Regions from separate parts of the Mus musculus genome. Here region 1 is linked to region 2. The links are chromatin contacts, found by Hi-C or POLR2A ChIA-PET in ENCODE. All regions are on one chromosome and are shown on one strand. The core of a region is the stretch at or near the end of the contact, and the rest is flanking DNA. Distances in the headings are between cores, read along the strand shown. Region 1 holds the start of Cd37 (CD37 antigen). Region 2 holds the start of Kash5 (KASH domain containing 5).

Evidence for each region. Hi-C counts contacts between places; a loop is a spot of excess contacts on that map. ChIA-PET counts read pairs that join two places held with the same protein, here RNA polymerase II (POLR2A).
Region 1: a loop to region 2 is called in a map of v-Abl transformed pro-B cells, with 1.9 times the contacts of the local background. The contact joins the promoter of Cd37 here to the promoter of Kash5 in region 2. A Hi-C loop is called at or near these places in 3 of 37 maps with a recorded cell type or tissue (left cerebral cortex and v-Abl transformed pro-B cells). POLR2A ChIA-PET finds 5 or more read pairs at or near these places in 3 of 5 experiments (all embryonic stem cell).

Annotation. Positions count from the first base shown.
Region 1 is chr7:45,237,570-45,241,120 of GRCm38, reverse strand. Cd37 (CD37 antigen) reads left to right here and starts at 2,282. Exons shown (of 8, transcript NM_007645.4): 1 at 2,282-2,461; 2 at 2,549-2,621. The coding sequence starts at 2,393. It overlaps Slc6a16 (solute carrier family 6, member 16), which reads right to left and starts at 368. Exons shown (of 13, transcript NM_001324535.1): 1 at 1-368.
Region 2 is chr7:45,202,449-45,206,272 of GRCm38, reverse strand. It overlaps Kash5 (KASH domain containing 5), which reads left to right and starts at 1,381. Exons shown (of 20, transcript NM_201374.2): 1 at 1,381-1,681. The coding sequence starts at 1,570.

The DNA.
Region 1 (3,551 bases), core at 1,033-3,532, 34 kb before region 2:
GGCAGGCGCAGCCGAGGAGCGAGGAGGCAGTTTTCCGGGTTCTGACGGAGAGGGGGCACGGTGACCTTGACCTCGCGACTCCCCCCTCCCTCCCTCCTTCCTGGCGTCCTGTGGAGAGCCTGGGGCAGCACAATGGCCGCCCCGTCGGTCTCACCGCCCGGGCCTCGAGATCCCCGCTGAACTCTCCAGCGGCTGTCTGGGTGAAAAGGTCCGGGAGGCCTCGGCATGGAAGCTTAGCGACCTCCCCAGGCCCTCCGGCCCCCTGGAAGGCAGTTCCCACATCGTGAACCCACGAGGCCTTCCCTGCCCTTTCTGTGTCTCTGCGCTATTGCTCCCGTCTCGCCTCCTTCCTCTACCCACGCGAAGGAGTTTGCTGTGGCGCTTCCGGTGCGCGTGCACATACACGTGCTCGCAGCTTCTGACTGCGCGTGCGCCGCAGCGCCTTTGCCTCTGGGCGCAGCCTTCCACCCCTGTGTGACCCCAGTGCTTTGATTCCTTGATGCCACAGGCAGAAATGGTGCAAAGACTTAATCTTCACAATTATTCCGTGTTGATTTCAAACCACTGTTAATTACTAAACGCCTCCCTTTCAGGAGCAAAATAAACACACACACACACACACACACACACACACACACACACACACACACACACAAAGGCCAATTAGGGATTTTAAGGACAGCAGATAAGAATTAAAAACTGGCAAATGAGAGGCCCAGATGTGCCACCAAACGGTGTTCCATCCCAGACCCCACAGGAGGAAGGGAAGATAAGCTAAGTGTCTCAACCTATCTGTCCGATTATTGGGACAATGAAGCACAAAGAAAGGGGAATCTCCCCCTAGGAATCTCATGCTGGGAAAGGGAAAAGATGCCAACCAATGGTTAGCGTGTCCCTGAATAGGATTTCACACGGCTCTAAGAGCTTGGGCGACCACAGGTTGAGGTTGAAGCCCAGACGATGGTGGGTCAGTGGTGGGTAGGACCGCATGGTGGACTGCATAGACATGCATAACATTAGCCTTCTATTTACACCTCAGTCTCAGTGAGGGACCCCAAAAATGAATTGAAGGGGATCACCAGATCGCTTTGTGCCCTTCTAAATGTGACCACACTGTGTGTAAACCTTTTTCTGTTTCCTCTAGAAATTTGGTTCTTTTACTTGGCTTATTGGAGATGGCAGAACCTGCCTTGGAGCACAGCCTGTGGCAGGAGAGGCCCAGTCCCGAAAATTTATCTATCTTCTGCCCTCTATAAGCACCATGTGGCGCAGACATACACACACACACACATCGTTAAAATTTTTTTAAAAAAAGATGAACAGCTTCCAATGTTGTCCTCTGGCCTCCAAAGGCGCGCGCGCGCACACACACACACACACACACACACACACACACACACACACTAACACATACAAATACACATACAGAAAGAAAATAGATGAGACATGTCTCAGAAGGCAGCTGCTGTCCCAGAGAACTAGGCTTTGGGTAGATAGGTGATAGGAACTTCCCACATTAGAAATCTGTGAGGAACTGGGGACTTGACAAGTGTCAGGGACTTCTTTCTGGGCACATCATAGGAAACTTTGAAGATGCTAGGTATGCTCAAGTGACCCCCACTCCAGTGCCTGGCTTTTCTGGGGCCTCCTCCCCTCAGGTTTCTCCGCAGAGGTAGGAAGTGCCATCTGAGGTTCACTTCCTCCACCGGATATTCAGGCACTGCCTCGCTGCCCTCCTCACTCCTGGGACTGTCACACCTCCTCTGCAGCCCTTTCACTTCCCCAGGGGTCCAACCCTGGCCCCCAAGCACATCGGAGCACCTGCTCTAGAAGAAAGAGAGCAAAGAGAGAGACCCAGGGAAAGAGACACACAGGACAGAGACCGCAAAGGCCCAGAGAGACAGAGACAGAGAGGCAGAGACAGCGCGGTGGCTCGAGGCTAATGGGTGCTAAGCAGAAGATCACAGGGTGCAGGGGGCGGAGCCAGTAGCCAGTGAGGTCAGAGTGTCTGTGAGGTTGAACTCTGCAGAAACAACCTTGAAGTCCCAGGACCCACGTGAGTGGAAGTCCATCAGAAGCCCCTGTGCGCCCTGCCTGAGCTATGGACACCTGCGAGGAACCCATTGTGTCCCTGGCACCCACATATTCCAAGGACCCTCAGGTACTGCTGTGCACTCGATGGAACCCTGAAGAAGATAGGGCCCCCGCTGACAGTCACTAAATGAACAGGGCGGGGTGGAGCTCCACCCCCCCGGAACTTCCTCTTTCTCTGCCGGTTTCCTTTGTGCCTCTCAGTCTCTGTCTTTCTTTGCCCACTATTCCCCTTCCCCCCTGCGGCCAACACCTCTTCTGTCTGGGTTTCTCGAGTGGGTCATTCCCCATCTAGGCGAAGATGTCCGCCCAAGAGAGTTGCCTCAGCCTCATCAAGTACTTCCTCTTCGTTTTCAACCTCTTCTTCTTTGTGAGTCTACTCATGGCTACCCAGCCGGGGTTCCAGGGCCACAGTGGCCCTTGATCCGCCCTAGCCTCATTTCTTCTCTTCCCCTAGGTACTAGGCGGCCTGATTTTCTGCTTCGGCACCTGGATCCTCATTGACAAGACCAGCTTCGTGTCCTTTGTGGGTGAGGGGGGCTGCGCAGTAGGGGAGGGTCTTTGGACTTGAACCCAGAATCCCACCCCAAGGCATCTCCTGATATCTCACTCGCCCTGGGGAGGCCCTCAATAGCTACTATCTTCCCAGGTAGGGCTCCAGCTCTGACTGGCACCCCACTGGCACTGCCAGTAAGCTGGATGTGTGCTGGTAAGTAGGAAGTGTAAAGCAGATGTAGCCGGTCATGCCTGTCATCCCAGCACGCAGGAGGTGGGAGATCAGGAGTTCCAGGCCATCCTAGACTACACAGTGGGTTGGAGCCCAGGCTGGATAATGAGGTCCTGCCTCCAAAACAACCACAGCACCATGAGGTCGCGGTTAGGAACAGTAATAACAGAAATAATAGCTATTTCTCAAATACTTCCTGTGTCTCATTTTGGACTGGAACTCAGAGACTCTCCCTTGTTGAGGTTCAGAGAAGGGAAGTCTTTTGCTGGGTGTCACACAGCCAGGAAGGGGAAGAGCAAAAATAAAGTAATAATAACAAGGAAACCATTTAAGGAGGGGACACCAAAACCATAGCAACTCAGACTCACCACATTGACCGCTGAATTGAACAGCGTTTTCATTCGAACCTCGCTCAGAACAATTCTAGGATATATGTGGTGGCCCACACCTGACATTCCAGCATGGGGAGGTGTAGGTGGGAAGATCACAAGGTTCCAGGTTACCCCTGGCTACTGAGTCCGAGGCCAGCCTGAGTTACCTGAGACTCTGTCTCAAGAAAAAAGAAAAAAGGAAAGGAAAGGAAAGGAAAGGAAAGGAAAGGAAAGGAAAGTCCAGGAAATCGATCCTTTATTTCTTTGCCCTCAAAAAGTTTAAGAAATGGATTCAGCTGGGCATGGTGGCACATGTCTTTAGTCCCAACACTTGGGAGGCAGAGGTGGGCAGATCTCTGTGA
Region 2 (3,824 bases), core at 132-2,631:
CTTTCCCACCCTGGGAGCAATGTCACTTCCTTACAGCCCAGCATCCACCCCAGAGGCAGTATGGGATAAGCCCAGTCAAACTCCCTGCTTCTGTGTCCTGAGTGGCCTGCAATGTGGATGCTGGGAATCCATCTCAGGTGTTCTGGAAAAACATCCATTGCTCTTAAACAGTGGTCTATGTTTCCAGCCCCAGGAATGGATGTTGATAATAGGGACAAAGCTAACAGGGTCCAGAATGCACCACAAGTTGTCCTGAAAACACCCGGCAGACCTTTCATCTAGACCAGGCGTCCTAGTTTGCTTTCTACTGCTGCGGTGCGTGAGCACCACGATCAAAAACAACTTGGGGTGAGCACCATGATCAAAAACAACTTGGGGAGTCTATTTCATCTTGTGATAGATCACAGTCCATCACAGAGAAGAGGCAGGGTAGGGGCTCGAAGGAGGAACTGAAGCTTGCTCAGGGTTTTGTTTTGTTTTTTTTCATACAACCCAGAAGCACCTTCCCAGGGGTGGTCTTGCCCACAGTGGGCTGCCATCCACATCACTCATTAACCAAGAAAATATCCCCACAGGCTTGCCTACTGACAGGGTAACTTTTCAGTTGAGGTTTTCAGATGACTCTGGCTTTTGTCAAGGCAACAAAAAACTAAACAGCACACACAGGGTCTGATGGTCAGTAAGGTGAGAAAGACCTTGCACTTTTTGCCTCTACCTCCCGAGTACTGGTACACTACCCTGCCCAATTCACTAGGCCCTAGGGATTGAATGAGGGCACCCTCAGTCAAACACCGTACCCCTGAGCTACATGCCCAGTCCTTATCATTACATGCATGTGTTTTTAAACAGCAAGGGGTAGGAAAGTGAACATGATAGGGTCTGCATGTGGAATTCAGGGGCCCTCCTTGCACCATGTGGGTCCTGGGGATTCTTCTCAGATCGATCACCGGGATGGGTGGCAAGTGTCTTTACTCTTTTTTGGTTTGGTTTTTTTTTTTTTTTTTTTTTGGCTTTTTCGAGACAGGGTTTCTCTGTGTAGCCCTGGCTGACCTGGCACTCACTTTGTAGACCAGGCTGGCCTCGAACTCAGAAATCTGCCTGCCTCTGCCTCCCAAGTGCTGGGATTAAAGGCGTGCACCACCACGCCCGGCTGTTGGACCCTTAATAATAAAAAAGTTCGAATAGTCCACAGGCATGGACTGAGGCAGGGTGATTGCTTCAAGTCCGAAGCCATCCTGGGCTACATAGCTAAGCAGTAAGTAGAAACTATAATAGTTTGGGAAAACAGCTTGGGTACCTATTAATGCGGGGGGCGGGGGGGGGGGAGGGAATGGAGCGGAAGTGAGGCTGGACCAGACTGCGCATCATTGTGACAGTGGCGGGCGAGCCAGACCCAAAAGAAAGAACTTGGTTCAAAGACTGACAAGAAGAAAAGGATGAACAGGGAGTCCTTCGGTTGAACTCTCTCCTGCTTGGCCCTATTTTGTCAAGCAGAAGGAAAGGATTTTTGTACCGCAGAAGAAAGCTGCCGATAATATCGCGCCATCACCGCTAGCCCCACTAGTGCGCATGCACTCGATCCTCAGGTCCAGCCTATCCTCCCGAGAAGCTCTACGCATGCGCCAGCTCAAGGGTCTTCGTAAGGAGAGACCCGGGCGCCATCCACTCGGAGTGCGCTTGCGTGAGTACAAGAGCCTGAGAGGGCGGGACTTGCAGGAGGCCGGCTCATTTGCATTTCTGGCGGGAAAAGGCGCGTGTGAACACGCCTCTTCCGTGACATTCGCAACCGCCGTTCGTCGCTGGTGTCCCTCAACTGAGTCCCGACTCCAGGTACGCCCTGCCTGTGGCGACTTTCATGGCAGGTTCCCCGGTAACATCACCTGCCAGCTCCTTCAAAAACGCCCCAAGTTTTGAGACAAGGTTTCTCTGTGTAGCCCTGGCTGACCTGGAACTCACTCTGTAGACCAGGCTGGCCTCGAACTCCGAAATCCTCCTGCCTCTGCCTCCCGAGCGCTGGGATTAAAGGCGTGCGCCACCGTGACCGGCTTCCTCAGGAAAATTCTAGTGGCAACTTCGGCAATCCTGTCAGACTCTTGAAACTTCCGGTTGCTTTTTGTTGCTTGTTTTCTATTTTTGTTTGAGACAGACCCTCCAAGTGCTGCCCAGGCTGGCCACGACCTCATGATCCTCATTCCCCAGTTTTAGGATTACAGCTCTCCCAGATGTGCCCAACTGCAATCTTCTAGAACTTTTGAAACCTAACACTTAATCTATTTTGTTTTTGTGGGTAGGGTAGGTGTTTTTGTTTTGAGACAGGGTTTCTTTGTGTAGCATTGACTGTCCTGGAACTCTCTCTGTAGACCAGGCTGGCCTGTGTGCTTCTGGTTCCCACGTGCTGGGATTAAAGGTGTGCACCACCACTGCCTGGCTTTTGTTTGGGTGTTTTTGGTTTTTGTTGTTGTTGGGGTTTTTTGTTTGTTTGTTTGTTTTTGAGTATTTTGCCGGCATGTTTGTATGTGTGTCAGGTATGTGCCTGTGGAGACCAGGTGGTTTTGTATCCCTCTGAACTAAAATTGCAGATGAGGAGGAGTTCACATGTGTGTAGTGGGATTCCAACCCATATCTATCTGGAAGAGTAAACTGTTAGTCCTCTTAACGACTAAGCTACCCTCCAGGGACTCTCTAGGGCTTCAGTAAATTGCCCAGACTCTACTCAAAACCTTGGATCCTGCTGCCTCAGCCTCCTGAGTGCTGGTATCACAGGTGTAGCCCACCACGCCAGCCGCTAGGATCTTCTAGATATCCCATCAGAGTCTCCCTCAAAAACCTGTCAGAGACTTTTCCTCTGAAATCTTGGTGGAGATTTGGTGTTCAAGTCCTATCTGATACTTTAGAAATCTGTAGTTGCCCTACAAGTTCCGCCGGGGACTCTGAAATCTAGTGACACCCCAGAAATGCAGCCCTTGAATTCTAGTCCAGGGATCCCCTCCAGACTTCCTCCATGTTTAAAACCCACAAGACACTCACTGGCCACCTGATATCCCTTGTTCCTCAAGATTTTGTCCGAGTTTCCCCTTGAAAGAGTCTCAGAAAGCCTCTTCTTTCCCTGGTGCCTTCTAAAAGCCTCTGAGATGGACAGCAGGAGGATCCCCACTAGCTGAAGACCAGCCTGCTTTACACAGCTTCAGAAGGCCCACTACAGCTAAAGCTACATAATATATATTTACTAAGTCCCTGTCTCCAAAAGCCAGATAATAATGTCTCCAGAAAACATTCGGCTGCCGGAATACAGGCAAGGCAGAGTGATGGCTGCATTCCCTGAGGAAAGGGAGAGAGGCTGCTTCTCTCCCCTTCGGTGACAAAGATATAGGCTGGATCACTCCAGATTCAAAATAGATTAAGGCGGGCTTACGAGGAGGCATCAACCTCCACCCACCTCACACGTGGAGATCAGTGAAGTCACACATCCAGGCTAAGCTTAGCAAAGGTGTTTTATAAAGCTTAGACGGGGAGTGATAACGTGCCAGCTAGGGGCTGGGATTATGTCCTTACATGGTCAAAAGCTGAGACCCCGGGGGCGGGGGGGGGGGGGGTTGGCACTTATGGGTGGATAGCTGGAAAGTGGAGAGGAGAGGTGTTAGCCCCAAGTTTTGTCCTTGTGGGCAGAGTTGAGGGGAGAAGAGCAAAGGAGGTTTCTTAGCTTTTGCAGGGGATGAGCAGGGGTTCCAAACAAACAAAGGGGAGCCAAGCAGGAGGAAACCCAGGCTCTCTCTACCCTTGGCCCCAGTCCCTAGAGGGACTACTGACAGTGCCTCCTTTTCTCC